Regions from separate parts of the Mus musculus genome. Here region 2 is linked to region 1. A link is a loop called in an ENCODE intact Hi-C map of the cell type or tissue named here. Cell type or tissue: heart. All regions are shown on one strand. Each heading gives the region's core, and the rest is flanking DNA. Links, peaks and the distances in the headings are about the cores only. Region 1 overlaps 4932412D23Rik (RIKEN cDNA 4932412D23 gene). Region 2 has its middle 25 kb from the start of Gm29960.

Region 1 (10,505 bases), core at 1,314-9,313:
TATCATTGAGAAGAGTGTTATTCAGTTTCCATGTGAATGTTGGCTTTCCATTATTTATGTTGTTATTGAAGATCAGTCTTAGGCCATGGTGGTCTGATAGGATACATGGGACAATTTCAATATTTTTGTATCTATTGAGGCCTGTTTTGTGACCAATTATATGGTCAATTTTGGAGAAGGTCCCGTGAGGTGCTGAGAAGAAGGTATATCCTTTTGTTTTAGGATAAAATGTTCTGTAGATATCTGTCAGGTCCATTTGTTTCATAACTTCTGTTAGTTTCACTGTGTCCCTGTTTAGTTTCTGTTTCCACGATCTGTCCTTTGAAGAAAGTGGTGTGTTGAAGTCTCCCACTATTATTGTGTGAGGTGCAATGTATGCTTTGAGCTTTACTAAAGTGTCTCTAATGAATGTGGCTGCCCTTGCATTTGGTGCGTAGATATTCAGAATTGAGAGTTCCTCTTGGAGGATTTTACCTTTGATGAGTATGAAGTGTCCCTCCTTGTCTTTTTTGATAACTTTGGGTTGGAAGTCGATTTTATCCGATATTAAAATGGCTACTCCAGCTTGTTTCTTCAGTCCATTTGCTTGGAAAATTGTTTTCCAGCCTTTCACTCTGAGGTAGTGTCTGTCTTTTTCCCTGAGATGGGTTTCCTGTAAGCAGCAGAATGTTGGGTCCTGTTTGTGTAGCCAGTCTGTTAGTCTATGTCTTTTTATTGGGGAATTGAGTCCATTGATATTAAGAGATATTAAGGAAAAGTAATTGTTGCTCCCTTTTATTTTTGTTGTTAGAGTTGGCATTCTGTTCTTGTGGCTGTCTTCCTTTTGGTTTGTTGAATGATTACTTTCTTGGTTGTTCTAGGGCGTGATTTCCGTCCTTGTATTGCTTCTTTTCTGTTATTATCCTTTGAAGGGCTGGATTCGTGGAAAGATATTGTGTGAACTTGGTTTTGTCGTGGAATACTTTGGTTTCTCCATCTATGGTAATTGAGAGTTTGGCCGGGTATAGTAGCCTGGGCTGGCATTTGTGTTCTCTTAGTGTCTGTATAATATCTGTCCAGGCTCTTCTGGCTTTCATAGTCTCTGGTGAAAAGTCTGGTGTAATTCTGATAGGCCTTCCTTTATATGTTACTTGACCTTTCTCCCTTACTGCTTTTAATATTCTATCTTTATTTAGTGCATTTGTTGTTCTGATTATTATGTGTCGGGAGGAATTTCTTTTCTGGTCCAGTCTATTTGGAGTTTTGTATGCTTCTTGTATGATCATGGGCATCTCTTTTTTTATGTTTGGGAAGTTTTCTTCTATTATTTTGTTGAAGATATTAGCTGGCCCTTTAAGTTGAAAATCTTCATTCTCATCAATTCCTATTATCCGTAGGTTTGGTCTTCTCATTGTGTCCTGGATTACCTGGATGTTTTGAGTTAGGATCCTTTTGCATTTTGTATTTTCTTTGACTGTTGTGTCGATGTTCTCTATGGAATCTTCTGCACCTGAGATTCTCTCTTCCATTTCTTGTATTCTGTTGCTGATGCTCGCATCTATGGTTCCAGATCTCTTTCCTAGGGTTTCTATCTCCAGCGTTGCCTCGCTTTGGGTTTTCTTTATTGTGTCTACTTCCCCTTTTAGTTCTAGTATGGTTTTGTTCATTTCCATCACCTGTTTGGCTGTGTTTTCCTGCTTTTCTTTAAGAGCCTGTAACTCTTTAGCAGTGCTCTCCTGTAAATCTTTAAGTGACTTATGAAAGTCCTTCTTGATGTCCTCTATCATCATCATGAGAAATGTTTTTAAATCTGGGTCTAGATTTTCGGTTGTGTTGCGGTGCCCAGGACTAGGTGGGGTGGGAGTGCTGCGTTCTGATGATGGTGAGTGGTCTTGATTTCTGTTAGTAGGATTCTTACGTTTGCCTTTCGCCATCTGGTAATCTCTGAAGCTAGCTGTTTTAGTTGTCACTGTTAAGAGCTTGTTCTTCAGGTGACTCTGTTAGCCTCTATGAGCAGACCTGGAGGGTAGCACTCTCCTTAGTTTCAGTGGGCAGAGTATTCTCTGCAGGCAAGCTCTCTTCTTGCAAAGCAGGTACCCAGATATCTGGTGTTCGAACCAGACTCCTGGCAGAAGTTGTGTTCCACTCACTAGAGGTCTTAGGATCACGTGTGGAATCCTCTGTGGGCCCTTGCGGGTGTCAGGCGACTCAGCTGGCAAGGTAGCCGGGGCTCGAGTGGAGTGGAAGGGGTTTGTGCCCCAGATCAAGCCCGGGTAGCCTGCTTCCCTATGTACTGCAGTCTCAAGTTCCACGCGATTGGATTGGGGTAGGCGCTGTGTTCCACTCACCAGAGGTCTTAGGGTCCCGTGGGAAGTCCCGTGTGGGCCCTTGCGGGTGTTGGGCAAGACTCTGCTGTCAAGGTAGCCCGGGGCTCGAGTCTCGAGTCGAGCGGAAGGGACTTGTGCCCCAGATCAGGCCCGGGTAGCCTGCTTCCCTATGTACCGCAGTCTCAAGTTCCGCGCGATTGGATTGGGGCAGGCACTGTGATCCACTCACCAGAGGTCTTAGGGTCCCGTGGGGAGTCCCGTGTGGACCCTTGCGGGTGTTGGGCAAGACTCTGCTGGCAAGGTAGCCCGGGGCTCGAGTCACGAGTCGAGCGGAAGGGACTTGTGCCCCAGATCAGGCCCGGGTAGCCTGCTTCCCTATGTACCGCAGTCTCAAGTTCCGCGCGATTGGATTGGGGCAGGCACTGTGATCCACTCACCAGCGGTCTTAGGGTCCCGTGGGGAGTCCCGTGTGGACCCTTGCGGGTGTTGGGCAAGACTCTGCTGGCAAGGTAGCCCGGGGCTCGAGTCTCGTAGACTCAACTCTTGAAAGAGGAGTCAATAGCAGATACCAGGTCCAATAGTTTGCACCAGATCACTGCGCCTCCACCCAGGGTCCAAGGTGATCCTCCTTGTTTTGATCAGGGTGCTTGGGGTGGAGGACAATTTCTGCTTCTAATGTAATTGGGAGAGAAATGAGGGATGGGTCCAAAAATAACTACAAGAGAGGAATCTATCCTCAGTGCCCTCCAATAATTCCTATCTGGCTATCTAGCATTACCCTCTCAAAAGTTAAGGCTCAGGAATCATTTAAGAGATGGGTTATACTGGGGAGTAGATGTAGCTATTTCCACTATTGAAATCCGGAGACCCAGCTCCAAAATTACTCACCAGAAGGGACTAGCGCCAATACTGGGGTTTGGCCTTACTCAGTAAAGCTTCCAGGCAGGAGTGATGCATTGCGGAGAAGAGAGAGATAACAAGAAACCAGAGATTCCTTCTGGCATTCCTGGCCTCTAGCCAGCATAAGAGGACAAATCTAGCTTCTGGCTGAGGACAAGAATGGAGATACTGCCTTCAGGGTCCCACTCCCTAAAATTCCCTATCTCCCATTCTTATCACTCTTGCAATGATCTACTGGTCTAAGTTTATTATGTTTCCTGAGAACCTAGGAAAACACATTGTAAATAACTAGGAAGAAAACTAATTCCACATATATCTTATAATATGCATAGGCCAAAGTTTTCCTCATTGTGAAATAAGGCAGTTAGATTAAATGACCTCCAAGACCTTGTCCAGGGAGGGTTGCCCAGCTGTACCAGCTCGCCTGATATTGTCCTCATTTTACAACCACAGTGTTTACATCCTGGAGAGATTTTTCAGACCTTACCATCCCAAGATAGGATGGTTTATATTAAATTTCAAATTCTGGGACAAATGGCTGAAGTGCCTATTTAACATATCAAAGCAAATGTGGCATCCATGTTCTCCCAGCGTTCTTCAGCCCCTACCTGCTACAAGTTCTTCCTCGTTTGCATCTCTGCCCCCTACCCTGAACTCTCTAGCCCAGGGGGCTGGATTGCTCCCCCCTATATGATCCAGCCATTTTGGTTACCCACACTTTTTGTATCTTTGCCCTATAGGTTGCTGCAACTGGTTCCCTCTCTCTCCTCTCCCTTCTCCTCCCTCCCATACTCCGATGGCTCAGGGTCATGTCCACTCGGGATTCTCCCAGATGTCTCTGAGTCTGGCTAAGCTCCCCCTTTCATCTACAATGACATCCCTCCTCCCCCATATCGAGGAGCAGTTCTGTCTTTTCCTTTTTATTTCTTTTTTTTTTTTTTTTTTCTAAAAAGGAAAGTCTAAAGCATCACTTGATGAACACATTTGAAATCACTGTTTGGTTTAAGTAGAAGTGGTTTCCAAACCCTGATGCTTAATTTCAAAAGAAATGAAAATATTTTTTGTCTTATTTCTCAAATGAGCTTGAAATTTTATATATTGTAGCGTTTACGTGACTAGTGCTGAAAGAGTTAAAAGTCGGAGGTTTTTTTTTTATCGCCCTCTGTGAAGTCCCTGGATAGGATCTACTTCTGACCTCAGCTGTGGCATGTGACAAGTGCTTTGTAGCTTCACATCACAGCTGCATGAGGTCACTGGCAATCCTTTCAGGAGCTGATCCCGCAGCCTCATTTCCTTGACAGAGTAAAGCATTTTACTAGATCTAAGATTAGGCGTATTTGTAACTGGTACGCAAATTATCAGTTATTATTTGGTATTCACGTTACTGCCATGGTTTCTGTGATTCATCCAATGCAGTCTGTGTAAAAAGCAATGACCTCATTCTTTGCTGGATCTAAAATCAGTCATGGTCACTAAAGCCCCTTGTTCTACACAAAAGAAAGAAATCAGATGACCTTTGCTCTGACCCTTGACTTGATATTTACAAAAGCTAATTATGGGGAGGGCCAACTCTCTTTTATCATTCAAGGACATTTGGCTAAGGTCTACTCCTTAAATAAAAAACAAAATGTCATTCAGAGGGCTATTTAAGGCTGTATACAGTATAAGGAAATCTACTCTGATGTTAATTTGGCGTTTTTGGCCATCAACATTGATTTTCTCAAAGTCAATCACGTAAAACATGGGAGGGGTTATATGTCTCTCATTAAAATCAAAGTGGCTCACTAACAAAAGGGAGTTGGTTATCTGGAGGTCTGGCAGTTGGAGGTCAGAGAGACACGTGGTCTGATAGCTTCAGCTAAACCTCTCTCAGTTTTCACTACCACGCCCCTGCCCCTGCTTCTGCTGGAAAAGAACTACCAGGCACTATGCATTGCTTTAACTCTAAGGGCTCTAAGGGTTACTTGGTTGATAAGGAGACCACCCCTAAAACAGAAGGCAGCCACTAATCCCCAGTGGGATTATTTAGTTACCTTTATTATAATAACAATGCTTACAAATACAGGTTTAAGGTAAACAAACATTCAGAAGAAAGAAAAAGAAAGAAAGCATCAGATAGTTAGAACAATGGGAGACACACAGTCCTTTTTTTCCCGGGGCTTCCCCTTGGCTGGCCTTTTCTTTGGGGAAAAGTAGAAGTCTGAATTCTTTTGTTCATTTCAGCCACCGCCCTTTTGCAATCTGAGTCTGAGCAAGGCTGCCACGCCCAGGAAAGGGACAAAGGCAGAGAAAGGGGATCTCTGGGCACTGACACAGCTCCACTTACTTAAACAGGACTCATTTGTTGGTCTCAGTAACATAGCTGTACACATCAGTTACCATCTCTATAAACAAACAATTAAAACAGGGGCATAAAATATATGCATGCTCTGAAATTCTATCTGATTAAAGTATTCTTTTCCTAGAAAGACAGGCAGCCAGAGTTCTACTCGTTTCAGAAAAAGGATGAATGCTGCCCCCTCTTGACTAAGTGCTGGATACGCTGAACAGCCATAAACTCTAATGGCTAGCCAGTGGGAATAAAGATCCTACTTTTGTACAGAGAATTTTAATGAAATCTTAGAAGCTGGAAGGTTAGAGGAAGCTCAAAGTTTATCTCAATGGGACTTTTATAGGTTTCTGGGAGATGGGTCATGCTTTATCGATGCGCCTGCATCTTCTCAGCTGTTTCTGTTTTGTAGATTCTTAATTTTGCCTGGAATAATCATTTGAGTTTAGTGCTCTGTTTCCCCGATAAGACTGATAGACTCCTTGAGAATATGAGCCACTGCCACCCCTCCTCCTCCTCCTCCTCCTCCTCCTCCTCCTCCTTTACTTGCCTTCATAACTATCAGAATACCTTCAAAGATTCATGCATAGTGGGTATTCAACAATACATAAGCAATCTCTAGCTGGCGTCACTATAGTTTATGGCTATGAACAATTGGTTCTCTCTGAACTCATAAATTCAGCTTGGGTTTCAAGTCAAGAAATTTTGTTTTGTTTTGTTTTATGTTTTGTTTTGTTTTTGTTTTTTGTTTTGGTTCTCGAGACAGGGTTTCTCTGTGTAGCCTTGGCTGTCCTGGAACTCACTTTGTAGACCAGGCTGGGATTAATGAGATGAGATTAACTCAGAAATCTGCCTGCCGCTGCCTCCCAAGTGCTGGGATTAAAGGCGTGAGCCAATGTCAAGAAATTCAAATAAGTGCTGTCATTCCTTAATCTTAGAATCATTTAAACTTGGAAGCATACTCGGTTTGCTTATAGGCACCAAGCACTAAAATACATGTTATAGACAAAAAAATACTTTTAAAAATAAAAATTAGGCCAGGCGTGGTGGCGCACGCCTTTAATCCCAGCACTCAGGAGGCAGAGGCAGGCGGATTTCTGAGTTCGAGGCCAGCCTGGTCTACAAAGTGAGCTCCAGGACAGCCAGGGCTATACAGAGAAACCCTGTCTTGAAAAACCAAAATAAATAAATAAAATAAATAAATAAATAAATAAATAAATAAAAATTAAAAAGTACAGGAAAAAAAAACCCTAGTCATGTTACACACAGGTGTAATGTTGAATGTAAGAAAACTGACTTAAGACAAAAAACAAACCACACACACACACACACACACACACACACACACACACACACACACCTGCATGCTGCATGCTCCCTTGCTCTAGAGCCTCCAAACAGTGAAGTAACACACACACAGTGCTAGGAGCCTCTTTGGAAGAGCACTGGCTAGAAGGGAGCACACAAATTGCTTCTAGAATGTTACTAACATTTTTGATATTATTACTATTGAATCAGAGGCACAGCCGCATCCACTATGAGGCATCTCATTAAGCTCTATGCTTATGATATGTGCACTTGTGTACATTATGCTTCATTAAAAACACTTACATGATATTTTTCTCAGACCCCAAGAAACAGATTTGCATATTAGCTAAGACACATTCTCTCCATTGTAGGTACCTCTGCTTTAATTAATGAAGCTAATCAAACTCTCTTAGCTATCGATCAGACAGCAAGACATCTTCAATATGTGGAAATTTTCTAGCAGGATATCTGTACATCGGTTTCCAGTTTCTATGGCAACTACCAGGCAACTACTCTCCTTGAAAAAGAACATGTTCTTCTTCCTGCCCCTCTCAGGCCGCTGATATATTAACACTCAAACAATAAAGTTATTTCATGCATGCAAGCCTGCTTTGTGGAGTAAGGTGGGTACTTTCACAGTAAAATTCCAATTTTTAGATCTTCATCTGCAAAAATGGCCACATGTCCACGAATTTGAGACAGCCCAACAGGAGGTATATGGGAGAGTTTGGATGAGAAAAGGGAAGGGGGAAATGATGCAATTATCTTATAATCTCCATAAATAAAAGACATACTGTTTTTTTGAAAGGTTTTGTGAGGAGAATTTATTACATTAAAATGTGAAGCAAACAAGGCCTGGCAAACTGATCCCAAGAAATTTCAATTACTGGGGAAATGTCTTTGCTGATCCAAGTCAGGAGACCCATGTCCTAGGCAGTCTTTAAGGTGAAACTTGAAGTATGCTACCTAATTTCTTTTTGCCTTAGTTACTCCAACTGTGAAATGATCCTATGACTTTGAAGTCACAAAGGCTCGAATTTAGAAGTGAGTAATGACTGGAAGAACAATGTGAAGCTCTGCAGGCGACTGAGCTTCAATTTGTCCCTGCCACATGATTAGGATTTTATGACTTGCGGGCCAGTTACTTCCTTGGCTTTTCAGCTTTATTACTACAATTTCCTGTGAGAGTATAATTTCCTGTTTTTCTCTTGCCTTCTTTTTACTCTGCCTTACCACATTGTGTTGGTGGACCATGACGTGGTTTTTAAGGCAAAGACTCTGCAGAGTCCTTTGTGACTGGCCAGTCAATTCTAGATGAGTCCCCTGGCACAGTGGATGAAATTTTTTGGTAATAAAGGGTGTGGGGGAAGATTGGCTTGTGTTCAAAGGCACAACAGAGAGAGGATATTTAAAAGGAGGATGTTCGTTATTAACTTTGCAGAAGCAAGTTAGAAAGACACAAACCAATTGCTATTAAAAACTATTGTAGACAAGAAAATTCTGTGGCATATTTTAAACAGATGAAGCATAAGCTAGAAAAACAGAACACTTCTTAAAACAAGAAGGGACGTTGTTAACATTACATTGGGTGTAACTCCCGAAACTATATGAATGTCAAATCTTCAACAGCTAATAGAACTGAGTATAGAAAATTAAAACATAAAAAAGATTGGAAGATATGTTATGATGCTGTGCACAACTAAGGACCCCGTGACACTGAATAGAAGTTACGAAGAATAACAGGGTGAAGAAATAGCAACCTTTCATACTTATTTTATTAAAATATTCTTGAGAAAATATCTGAATAAAATAAGATGGGATTCTGTGAGAATAGAGGATTAGATAAATATAATTAGAACAAAGTTGATGTGTTTATAAAAAGACAAAGAGAGAGGGAATATGTTTGGTGGAGGTGTAGTCAAGTATTGGTGAAGGGGATGCCTTGGCAGGCCCATGCGGAGGCATCCTTTTCCTCTGAGGGACCAGCCACATGATGGTACAGTATAGAATAGAGATTATTCACAGCATGGGGAGGGGAGTCAAGAGGGTATGTGGAGTGAGCAGTGAACTGGTCTCCAGTTGAGCATAGGCCTAGAACCCCTGATACCTGGTAGGCAGTGACATCTGCCTTCATGGGACAGTAGGAGTTCGGCCACGCCTCCTGGGCCCCTGGCTCCTGTCACAGCTACAGCCCCCCCCCAGCCCCCTGCAGAGAGGTGTGTGGCCATCAGTCACATAGGCAATGTCCCAAGCTCCTGGTATTCTGTCTGGACTCCATTCCCACAGTTACCTGGCAACAGCCAGGTATGCTCCTCCCCACAGTTACCTGGCAACAGCAAGGTAGCCCAGCCCACTATAAAAGGAGCTGCTTGCCCCCTTCCTCTGTCTCTTGCTCTCTTACTCTCTTGTTCTCTTGCTCCCCCTCTCTCCCCCTCCCTTCTCCCCTGTCTCCACATGGCCATGGCTGCCCTCTGCTTGTCTACTCTCTCCTTCTCTCTGCCTTTCTAAAATAAATGCCTTAAAACCATGGACTACCTCTTCTCATCAGGATCTGCCGTGCTGGAGCAGGTTTCCCTCTAAGGAGCCACGTGTCTAACCTCCTACCAGAGGCCTTCTTATGTTCCAGCCACAGCCACCACCAACCAAAGCCAGCCACCTGAGCTAGCTAGACTCTCTTCTCCCCTCCTTTGGTAACCTTCCAGAGCTCTCCTCCTACCCTTTTCCCTTTGGTGCCAGGGCCAGAGTCCTCCCAGGGTTCCCACTATGTTCTCAGTTCTTTCATGACATACAGCAGCGTCTGGGATGTTCAATAGTGAGAACCTGTTGTCCCTGGCCTCCATGCTGCCCAGGGACCCGAGAACCAGCTCTTCAGTGGTGCCCATCAGTCTGTGGTGCCTGAGAGGTAGAGCCCAACTCCACCGGGTCTGCGGGGACCTCAGAAGGGCCTCCCTCAACCCCGAGGCATGATCCCATGGCTTCTCACAGTCCAACTCCAGCCCAGAGATTCTGTGGGGTCAAGTGTCATCAGACTTCCCGCATCCCACCTTGCCCAGTGGCCCTAGCCCTGAGCAGATGCATGACCCCACTTTTTGTCCCACAGTAGTAGAGGCAGAGAGAGAGAGAGCGAGCACAGAGGAGTAGAGGCCAGCCATGAGCATGGGGAGAGATGGGGGGAGGGGAGAGAGCAAGAAGGCAAAAGCAGGAACAAGACAGAGAGGAGAAGGCAAGAAGCCCCTTTTATAGTCAGGCATACATGGCTATTGCCTGGTAACTGTGGGGCGGAACTTAGACAGAATGCTAATAAAAGTAACATGAGAAAAGAAAAATATGGAAGATTAGAGTTATCCTCAAAGATGCTAAGATTAACACAGAGAAGCAACCTAAGTGTGGTTGTTTGAATAGGTATGGTCCCTATAGACTCATGTGTTTGAATACTTGGCCCATAGAAAATGGCATTATTAGGAGGGATGACCTTATTGGAGTAGGTGTGGCCTTATTGGAGGAAGTGTGTCACTGTGGAGACAAGCTTTTGGGTCTTATGCTCCAGATACACCCAGTATGGCACACCCAGTATGGCCCCTTCCAACTGTCTTCAGATCAAGATGTAGGACTTTTAGCTCTTTCTGTAGCATCATGTGTCTCTGGACACTGCCATGCCATAC
Region 2 (10,505 bases), core at 1,155-9,154, 100 kb before region 1:
GGGCTGCAAACCCCTTCAGCTCCTTGGATCCTTTCTTTAGCTCCTCCACTCGGTATCCTGTGCTCAGTCCAATGGTTGGCTGAGAGCCTCCACCTCTGTATTTGTCAGGCACTGGCAGAACCTCCCAGGAGATAGCTATATCAGGCTCCTGTAAGCAAGCACTTGTTGGCATCATCAGTGGTGTCTGGGTTTAGTAAGGACGCATGCTCCACTATGTTCATACAGCCTTATTTATAATAGCCAGAGGCTTGAAAGAACCCAGATGTCCTTCAACAGAGGAATGGATACAGAAAATGTGGTACATTTATACAATGGAGTACTACTCAGCTACTAAAAATAATAAATTCATAAAATTCTTAGGCAAGTGGGTGGAACTAAAAAATATTATCCTGAGTAAGGTAACTCAATCACAAAAGAATACACATGGTATGTACTCACTGATAAGTGGATATTAACCCAGAAGCTCAGAATACCCAAGATATAATTCACAGACCACATGAAGCTGAAGAAGAAGGAAGAGCTAAGTATGGATTGTTTGGTCCTTCTTAGAAGGGGGAACAAAATACCCATGGGAGGAGATACAGAGACAAAGTGTGAAGCAGAGACTGAAGGAAAGGCCATCCAGAGACTGCTCCATCTATGGATCCAACCCACATACAGTCACAACAGCATTTTTTAAATTGAGAGAAAAGGTACAGGGAGAGAAATGAAAAGACCACACCCCTTCTCTAGGATGTAATACATTCAGTTTGAACTTCCCCGTGTTCATCTATAGGAACAGGTTTTCCTTGACTGACTCAAATGGTAATGGTGTGAATCAAGAGAGATTATATATAATCTAAGTACTATGTATATGTTACACTATACATAAAATAGCTACATTATGAAACAAATACATATTCTGAGATTTTGGTGATACCCAAGTGGGTACCATAGTTGGCGTTAGTTTGTCTCACTTTGTAGAATGAACAATAGCACTGGAACTGGAAGAAATGTTTAAGTGACCACCAAGTAATGTCCTTTGTGGTCAGCTGTGTACACTAACAATGTGTCTCAGCACTCCACCACAGTCCTGTAGTACATGTGACTGCCATGCACGCCTCTGCAAAAGTATAACAAATGTAATTTTCAGTGTTGAATCTGAATGTCAGGATCTATAATGTCAGATCCAATTGTGTCTAAGAGCTATATCGTGGCGACAGGAAGTGTGTGACACTGACACACACAGTTAGCACATGATGTCAAAGCCTTTCTCAAAGTGTCTCCCACTGGCCTAAGCCTTCCGGCTCATCTCCCAAGAGGGGTACAGTATTTTCCAAACACCTGCAGATTTTCAAAGTGGAAATGAGAAATTTTGGATATGTTTTAACATTAATGAATGTAAATAAAACCATGTATGTTGTGGCTAAATATTATTTGAATTATATGTAAATATATACATTTAAAGAAAACAGAAAATTCTAAGTGCAAAATTTTGAGTATTTTTATATAAATAGTAAAACTTCAATTACTCCATTCTACCTGGCTGATGTTTTGTATGCTATCTAAACAGTTATTAATGCACATCCACATTATATCATTTTGCCTTAGTGTTGGTTGGGATAGTTGCATAGGTAACAGTGATTCCTATGGCCCTAATAGCTACACAGCAGACACAAGAATCTGTCATTTCTCATATACTACTACTTGGAACTTCTGATAGTAGTAGCCAGGTGTCAGCATGGGAGAAAGGAGCTTGGTAGATAAAAATATCCAAAGCAACAAGCTCTAAAAACTATATGTACCTCAATATATACATATATATATGTAGGTAATGGCCCAGCAATAGTCTCATAATCCCCCAGACAATAACAATACACATACTCATTGTAAGGAGTCTAAGTATTGGGGCTCTTGCTTTTCTAATCCTTCTACTCCATACCACACAGTTCTTCATATAGATTATTTTGCATTACAGGACCTGAGACGTTTATATTCTCACCATTTTAGGAACTATTTCAGAGAGCACCAGCATGGCTATAATCTATGACACATTTAGAGAGGGAAGTTCTGTTGTTATGATAGAACTTTCTCAGTATGGACCAAAATAACATTGATTTTAACTGATTCTTAAGAGGCAGTGATAGATGGAAATATTTAATTACAATAAACCATGAAAATGACACAATGTAACCATGAAACAATTGATATGATAGAACAGAAAAGAAAATGGTTCTCACAAAGAAAGCTTCAGGCTAGAAGATAAACGTCAGGATCACATGGAAAATCATGCAGAAGTGTTACAAACATTAGCTATCAGAAAGCAAAATATAAAAAGTACCCAAACAGAGACATTTAATATATATAAAAAGTTCGAATTTCAGTAAAAAAAAAAAAAAAGACCACATGTTCTAGGACTTATTATAAACACTGAGTCATTGAGCCAAGTGTCATCAGGCCTGAGTTTAGCATCAGGTGACATGAGTCTCTTCCTCCAGACTATTTTGTGCATTTCCTTCTCCACAGGGACAACTTTTGATGATGCTTTATTTACATGTCAGTTTCAGATGACACAGGTCCAAGCAGACACCAACACAGCATTTCAGAACAAGCCACACTGAGTCACCACCAGCAAAGGAGGACCAATAATGATGCAGTGGATGCCAAGTTAAGCAGGAAGTGTGTGGGCACAGGTGTATGGGAAAGAATCCCAGCACTGTGAATAAACAGCTAGGAAGGACAGCGAACGCTCTGAGAAGACTGAGACAGAGGGTAAGGCATGCAACTCAATGGCAAAAGATAAAAGAAAGAAAGTAAGAGCATGCATGTGGTGACTACATAGAGCGGGAGGAGAAAGAAAAACAAGAAGTAGATGTTGATAGATTCTCAAAACAGAGGCAGGAGGAGAGACAAAGATTCCCAGTGAAGACAGTTAGAATACAAGCTTTGTGGACCAGAAGTTCTGGTTGTCTCTCAGTGTCTTAAGACTGCCCATTCAGCACGTCTAGTGGAACTCCATATGCAAGAATCTCATTCCTTGTTTTAGTACAACAACAAAATCTCTCCCATCCATCGATTCTGCAACCTCTTCTCTCATGAGACCTCAACTATATCTTGCTAGTCCTTGGAAGCATGCTTAACAACAACAACAACAAATAACAACAAAATAACCTATTGAGATTAGCCTAATTTTTAAAAAAACAATTTAAAATTGTTGACTTCATGGCAAAGAAGCCAGTAAGTAAGGGAAATATTTAGCCAATTCTTTAAAGATGCTTCTAGCTACCAAGGATAAAGATGCCATAATTATACTGCTGTGGTCAAGCAACAATTTCTACTAGGGTGACTGGACACTTGACAGGTGATATCTGTGGTCATATCTATCTGAGAACTCTGTTCTTTCTTCTTCCAGTTTAGCTTGCCAAGGCAAAGAAGAAGGCAACAGCAGCAGTAGCAAGACTCACAAGGGCAGCTGTAAGGTCATGGTCACATTTGATCGTCTTGCCACAGGAGAGGTAGAGGCAGGGAAGAATGCTTCCAGGAACTCTATTTATAGTCTGTGGTGGGAGACAACGTTTCCCTTCATCTCTTTGTACTTTCTGTGATCATATTATCTTTCTAACCCTTATCAAAAGTCTGGTTTTCCAAATACGTACAAATACACATCTTACAATGATATAAGCCTGCCCATAAAGACAATCCAGCCCAATATCTTTTCACATTTGGTCCCTCACTTAAAAGATAAAAGAATAGGTCCCTAAAAATGACAGAAATCATATTCCTTCATTTGGTCATTACATTTACAATGGTGTGTACCTTTCTTTTTCTCCTTGGTGAACAGTTCCAAACTACAGAGATGTTAGGAACCGAACCAAAGACTAGGTAGGTCAACCATTTCCAGGAGACTGCTGAAAGTCATATCCTGGGATAAAGCCAAGAGTAAATGCCAATCAAATGAAACCTCCATCCAAAGCCCCTTAGAAAATCGGAAATGACATAGAAAGATACAGGAAACAGGAAGAGCTAATCCTAGGTACAGCACTTCCTCTCTGACAGAGAGAGATTTGGAGTCTTTGTGTAGAGCTAATGTTCTTCGTCTGTACAAGTAGATGGTGCTCCAGGAGCAAGGCCAGGTGGCCATGAATTCTTGGCCAAGAACTCTCTAGCCATTGCTTAAATATTTTCAGTGTCCCCCACACTTAAACTTTGCCATTGCTGGACAGCTCCAGTGACTCTAAAGCTGTTCTCAAGATCTGAGCCAGGAACATTTATTTGTCTTCTCTTTACTCCATATCTCTGAGCGTCACACTTCCCTTTACATCAGCAAAGCTTACTCATACATCCTGTTGTTCCTCCTTCAGTCCAAGCCTTTGCATTATTTTTACGAGATTTCCCCACCTCCCCAGACAATCAGATTCTAACTACACTCCCCAGTTTTCTTCTCATCTAAATTATTCACAATTGTATTCAGAATTGTGTGTGTGCAGTGGCCTGTCTTTTGGAGTGGTTGTTGTGAAAGCTGAAATGACATTCGGTCACAATACAAAGGCACATCATACATTCTGAAGTGCAGCGAGGGTATGAATCAACAGCCAAACGTATACTGCAATAGTCTTCCCTGTCTGGGTTGCCTTCAGATCACCACCGCATAGAACAAGATTCAACAACGGCACAGGAAAAGTGGATGTGGCAAAACATCCACTCACTGACTAAGTTCTGCAGGCTCGGTCCTTCCAGATTAAGTTGAGACAAATTTTGCTTGAAGAAAATTTCAAATCTCAGTGAGTCATGACTATTTGGGTGGATTTAGAATGCTTGAGCTCACAAATGTCAAATTCACAAATGTTAAAGGCCTGCAGCAGATGTGACTGAAGTCAGGCAGGAAATGAGTAACTCCAGATGGACGCAAACAATAGCGAGCTGTGAAGGTTATGTGTAACTGGGAAGGGATAATATAACCACAGCAAACATTAATACAGCAGATACTGTGTATAGCATGGCTTGAAAGGCTTTATGTGTATGGACCTGTTTGCCCTGCAGAGTATCCTATAACTCCTCATTCCCACTTGAATCTATGGTTGAAAAGTGGGGAAACTAGAGAAGACTAAATCCTCATTTGTGCTCTTCGGGAGAAAAAGGAAGAGCCAATGTCTCACCCAAGATGCTAAATGTTTGAGGCTGAACATGGAGAATGCAGACTTCCTCCATGCCTTCATAGTCTGAGGAAGTGAAAAGTAACTTTGTTCTTCTATGCTATTTAATTTCCTAAGGAGGAACTCCTAATAAACATGAAATCATTTCTACCACAGATGACTTATAAAGTACTTGTAAGACTTGTTGATTTTTACAGATAGTCTGTTTTGATATGAACATGGAACATAGTACAGAGGCACAGAGAGAAGGAAAAATAGTAGTTTCTGTTTTGGCCGTTATAGGACACAGATTCAAGCCAAGTTTTCTTACCCAATGACTAACTAGGGTTCAGAAACATATCCTGTGCTTATCTGGAATATCGTGAGGCAGTATTATGTATGCATTTGTAGTCTTTCTTTCCTTGTTTCTTCTGTTTTTCACCTGGGTTTTTAAACAGAGTCCCTTCTCTAAAATTTAGTCTCACCTGTAAAACCAGCAAAGAGAATAGTTTGGCTGATGCTAAGGATGTAGAGCAAGCAGCAGTGCCAGCAAATATGAAACTGAAAGAAGCCAAAGGCTTTTGTAGCTAGCTATGCTGCAAATGCCATTAAGAGATAAGTTATAGGAGATACAAATAGTACTTAACACAAATATCTTAAAACATGCTGTATTTAACATGTTTCTTCAATGTTTGTTCCTACACCTCACTTCTGACCCTCATCTTTTCCAACTTGGTCCCTTCCATTACCTACATACCCATTTTCCAGGTTGCATGTTTCGTCCCCTTCTAATTTGTGCATCACTCTTTGGTATGAAATGCAGAAACAAAACAAAAACAAACAAACAAACAAAAAACAAACAAACAAAAAGCACCCTTGCTGTTGACCAAGTCAGTCTTTAGCATCATTCTCCTGATAAAATATTTGAAGTCTATGAAACAATATTATTCCAGAACTAAAAACAAATAAGAATGTCAAAAGTACAGACCAATATCTCATAAACCCAGATGCAAATGTCATTCTTTTGAACACTAGTAAACCGATCCCAACAAAATATAAAAGTATGATTATATACCACAAAACTTAAAGGTTGTTCCAACATGAAAATCACTCAACAGGACATATTTTTTTTTGATTTTTTTTCCATTTTTTATTAGGTATTTCGCTCATTTACATTTGCAATGCTATACCAAAATTCCCCCATAGCCACCCACCCCCTCTCCCCTACCCACCCACTCCCCTTTTATGGCCCTGGCGTTCCCCTGTACTGGGGCATATAAAGTTTGCGTGTCCAATGGGCCTCTCTTTCCAGTGATGGCCGACTAGGCCATCTTTTGATGCATATGCAGCTACAACAGGACATATTAATGGAATAAAAAGTTTAAAACATATGATCATCTCAACAAACAGAGAATATGTATATGAAAAAATTCTACATCCTTTTATGATGTTTATAGAACTGGCATAGAAGAAAAAAATGCTCACTCTGAGAAAGGACATCTATGAAATATGCTCAGCTCTACATCATGCTGAAAGACTTTCTATACCTTCACAAATAAGGCAAGCCTATATACTTTCATGAATAAGGCTGCACACTTGTCTTATGCTTTCTGGTCAGCATTGAATTAGATGTTTTAGCCAGGGAAACTAAACAAGAAAAAAACAATAATCCTCTAGATTGAAAAGAAAGATGTAAATCTATGTAATCAAGTGAAATTATCTCACATATAGAAAACCCCAAGGAAGCCATTTAAAACAACGAACTGTTAGAACCAATAAATAAATGTTTTTGAATGTTACATCCTGGCAATCAAATTTTAAGAACTATCCTATATGGTAGCATCAAAAATGGAATACGTAAGAATATTTTGAAAAATATAAGGCACATTCAGTGAAAACTGTACAAAATCATTGAAAGGACTTAAAATCTACATAATATATGGTTATATGATAGATGATGATAGATAATTGTGGTAGATAATACATAGATAAATAATAGATGATAGGTGTGATAGATAATGCATAGAAAGATGATAGATAGATAGATAGATAGATAGATAGATAGATAGATAGATAGATAGATTCAACATAATACTTAGTAAAGTTTATTTTGATTTTATGTAGAAAGGGACAAAAATGATCCTTAACATTCATTTGGAAAAACAAACAGTTTTAAATATTAACAATATTGGAGGATACACACTTCCCAACTGTAAAACTTACAATGATGCTATAATAATAAAGATGGTACTATTAAAATGAAGTCACAAATAAATATCAGTAAGTGAGATAGAACTCATATTCCAAAAATAAAACCATATTTATGACCAGATGATCTTCTGCAGGCATTAAGATAATTTGTTAAGTAAACAGTAGTCCTCGATGAGTGGTATTAGAATAAATGGAATTCTCCATACCAGAGGAAAAAGCTATATAACTCTACCTCAATCCATATGTAAAAGTCAACTCAAAACAAAACAAAAGATTTAACATAAAATCCAAAATTATCCATAGAACACAGTATAGGAGTAAATCTTTGGTCTTAATTAAACAACGAGCCCTAAAATATGACATCTAAGGAATATATGATGAAAGGAAAATAATATTTGGACTTTATTTACATTAAATTTTTTTTCTTCTTTAAAGGAAAAATAACCAGAAATTGCTTACAAATCCACATATTAATTGGAGACTTTTTACAGAATAAAGTTTGCCTACAAGTCTATAATTATATTATATCAACCCAAGTTTTATATAACTTATTATTATGGACTTAATTATAAAGCTCCCAGATGTATATACCAAAGTCTTAATCTCCAACATGCCTATCATTAATAACGGATAAAAGATATAAATACGTTTAAATGAGATCAAAGGGAGGTCCTAGCCTAATACAACTAGTGTTTTTATAAGAAGTTTCAGAATGTATGCACAGAGGACAAGCCCCATGAGGACACAGAGCAAAGGTGATTGTCTACAAACAAAAGAGGGAGGTGCAGGAGAAGCCAGACTTTCAATACTTGCCTCAGACTTCCAGATACCAGAAATGCAAGAAAATCCATCAATGTGGCTGAAGCCACATAGTCAGAGGTCTTTGGCCTAACCGCAGAAGATTAATTTAACCACTAGATTTGACCATGTAATGATAAACAAATGACCAACAAGCACTTAGGCAACTGGAGAGGAATGATTACCAGGAAAATACAAGTCAAAAATCATAGCAAAGAACAATGCACATCCACAAGAGTGATCAAGATGGAAAATACAGAGGACAGCGAGTGTTGTCAAGTGGAGGGAGAAACAGGAATGTTCACATGCTACTGGTGGGAATGTACAAGGATGCAGCCACCTTGGAAAATAGTTCCTCAAAATAGTAACCATCCACGTGACACAGCCATTCTGTGAACAAGCATAAACTCAAGAGAATAACACTGGAATACTAATACATGTAACAGCATTTCTCATAATAACCAAGGAGGAGGAGAAACCTAAATGACCAGTAACTAAAAAAAAAATAGATTAAGAAAATACAGCATACAATATTATTTAGCTATAAAGAGGAACACAGCATGAAAACATGCTATGACACGAATGAAATTTAGAAATACTCTGATTGAAAGAAGCTGGTCTTACATAACCACATATTCCTAGTTACTGTTTACCTAAAAGGTCCAAAAGGCAAGTCTACATGGAAACGTGAGAGCCAGCAGTTGCTAGGGGCCAAGGAGACAGGGTGAATGATGGCTACTGATGCGTATACAGTATCTCTGACAAATAAACTATTCTGAAATTGGGCTGTGATGAGCATTCCAGAACTCTGTAAACACATAAATGACCACTGAATTGTGGTCTAAAGAGTGGATTTACAGTATAGGAATAATTAATAAATCTCATGGAAGCTATTACATGTGTGTATGCATGTGCATGTGTGTGTGTGTGTGTGTGTGTGTGTGTGTGTGTGTGTGTGTGTGTGTGTGTGTATGTGTGTGTATGTATGTGATATGCTTGTGTTCATCTGGGTATGTCCACATGTCCTATGCATGTGCATAGGTGAGTGTGTGTGTGTGTGAGTGTGTGTGTGTGTGTGTGTGTGTGTGTGTGTGTGTGTGTGTGTGTGTGTATGTATGTGATATGCTTGTGTTCATCTGGGTATGCCCACATGTCCATGCAACTGTGTGACACCGATTCTGTTTGTTTGTTTGTTTGTTTGTTTGTTTGTTTGTTTGTATGAAAGTGTCTCTAACTTATCTGGAAAGCAGCAACTCAGCTTTGCTGGATGGCCAGTGAGGTCAGACGTCCTCTGACTGCCCACATTACCTGCAGTGCTTTGCTTACAGACATGCACCACTGCACCTGATTTTTTTTTTTGCATGGATGCTGGGGATTCAAAGTCAGGTCCTTGTGTCCGAAGCAAGCACCTTACCAACAAGGTCATCTTCCCAGCCTGGCTGCTACCTTCTGAGGATGTTTTAGCATCCCCTTTACCTACAGCATCATTTTTATGCTCCTTAGTTGGCCTTCTCTAGCCTAGCCTTTCCTGTTTCCCCTTCTTCTTACATATCCTTATGTATTTTCTCATCATAGGTCTTTCCTTCTGTGCCTTCCAGGAAACCCATAATTGTCCTGTCATACTCAGCATAAGAGTCACTTCTCCCAAACAAAACAAAACAAAGTCAGGCATGGTGTTGCATAGCTTTAATCCCAGCACTCAAGAGATGGAGACAGGCAGATCTCTGAGTTCAAGATCAGCCTGCTCTACAAAGTGAGTTCCAGAACAGCCAGAATTATGTAGAGAAACACTGTCTCAGGATGGTGGGAGGGGGTACTTCCCATGAGTCTTCTACTTATCAGCCAATTGTTCTCAAATCTCTGCCCCTACATGTAGCATATTTTCCATATGTCCCTGCATTCAAGGTTTTCTAACATATGAGGAAACATTTCCTCTGGAGCAAAAAATAAGCATTATTCAAATTATCTCTTTAAGTCCACCACTTAACAATTAAACTAAGCGCCATGATATTTGGTAGTTGTTTATAGAGAGCCACAAATAGCACACCTCTTCACCAGAAGTCATTTTTCAGTGTCTTTTCTCCACAATGAGAAAAGAAAGGGAAGGCTTCAATGGAGTCATGAGAGATTTGTCAGAGACTGAGTCATTTTTTGAAGTTATCAAGAATTCTTGAGAAAGTGCACATGCCATAGAGCAGAGATAATCACAAGAGAGCCGAAAACTGTTGGAAGAGGAACATGCAAGAACTTACCGAATAATCTAGAATTTCAAAAGATTTTTTTTTCATCCCTGTGTTGGTTCTTGCAGATTCTGCTTTATCATACTGGTCATGGGTTTATTGCTAAATGTATTTCATTAGTGTTTTGAGGGGAAAATGGACAGTG

Evidence for each region. Peaks named below come from ENCODE experiments on the same cell type or tissue, not always from the same donor. Only the 100,000 strongest peaks of a DNase experiment are listed, where the experiment ranks them.
Region 2: it touches region 1 in a loop (6-fold over the local background); 3 of 42 quality-filtered maps call a loop at or near these places.

The regions. Positions count from the first base shown.
Region 1 is chr16:42,776,889-42,787,393 of GRCm38, forward strand. All of the region lies in intron 1 of 4932412D23Rik (RIKEN cDNA 4932412D23 gene), which reads right to left. Among named protein-coding and RNA genes, the nearest start is that of 4932412D23Rik, 93 kb to the right of the region's middle. In heart, for the core only: a CTCF peak has its summit at 5,735; no DNase peak of the experiment used is centred there; H3K27ac peaks cover 3,186 bases.
Region 2 is chr16:42,672,598-42,683,102 of GRCm38, forward strand. No RefSeq gene overlaps it. Among named protein-coding and RNA genes, the nearest start is that of Gm29960, 25 kb to the left of the region's middle. In heart, for the core only: no CTCF peak of the experiment used is centred there; no DNase peak of the experiment used is centred there; H3K27ac peaks cover 1,154 bases.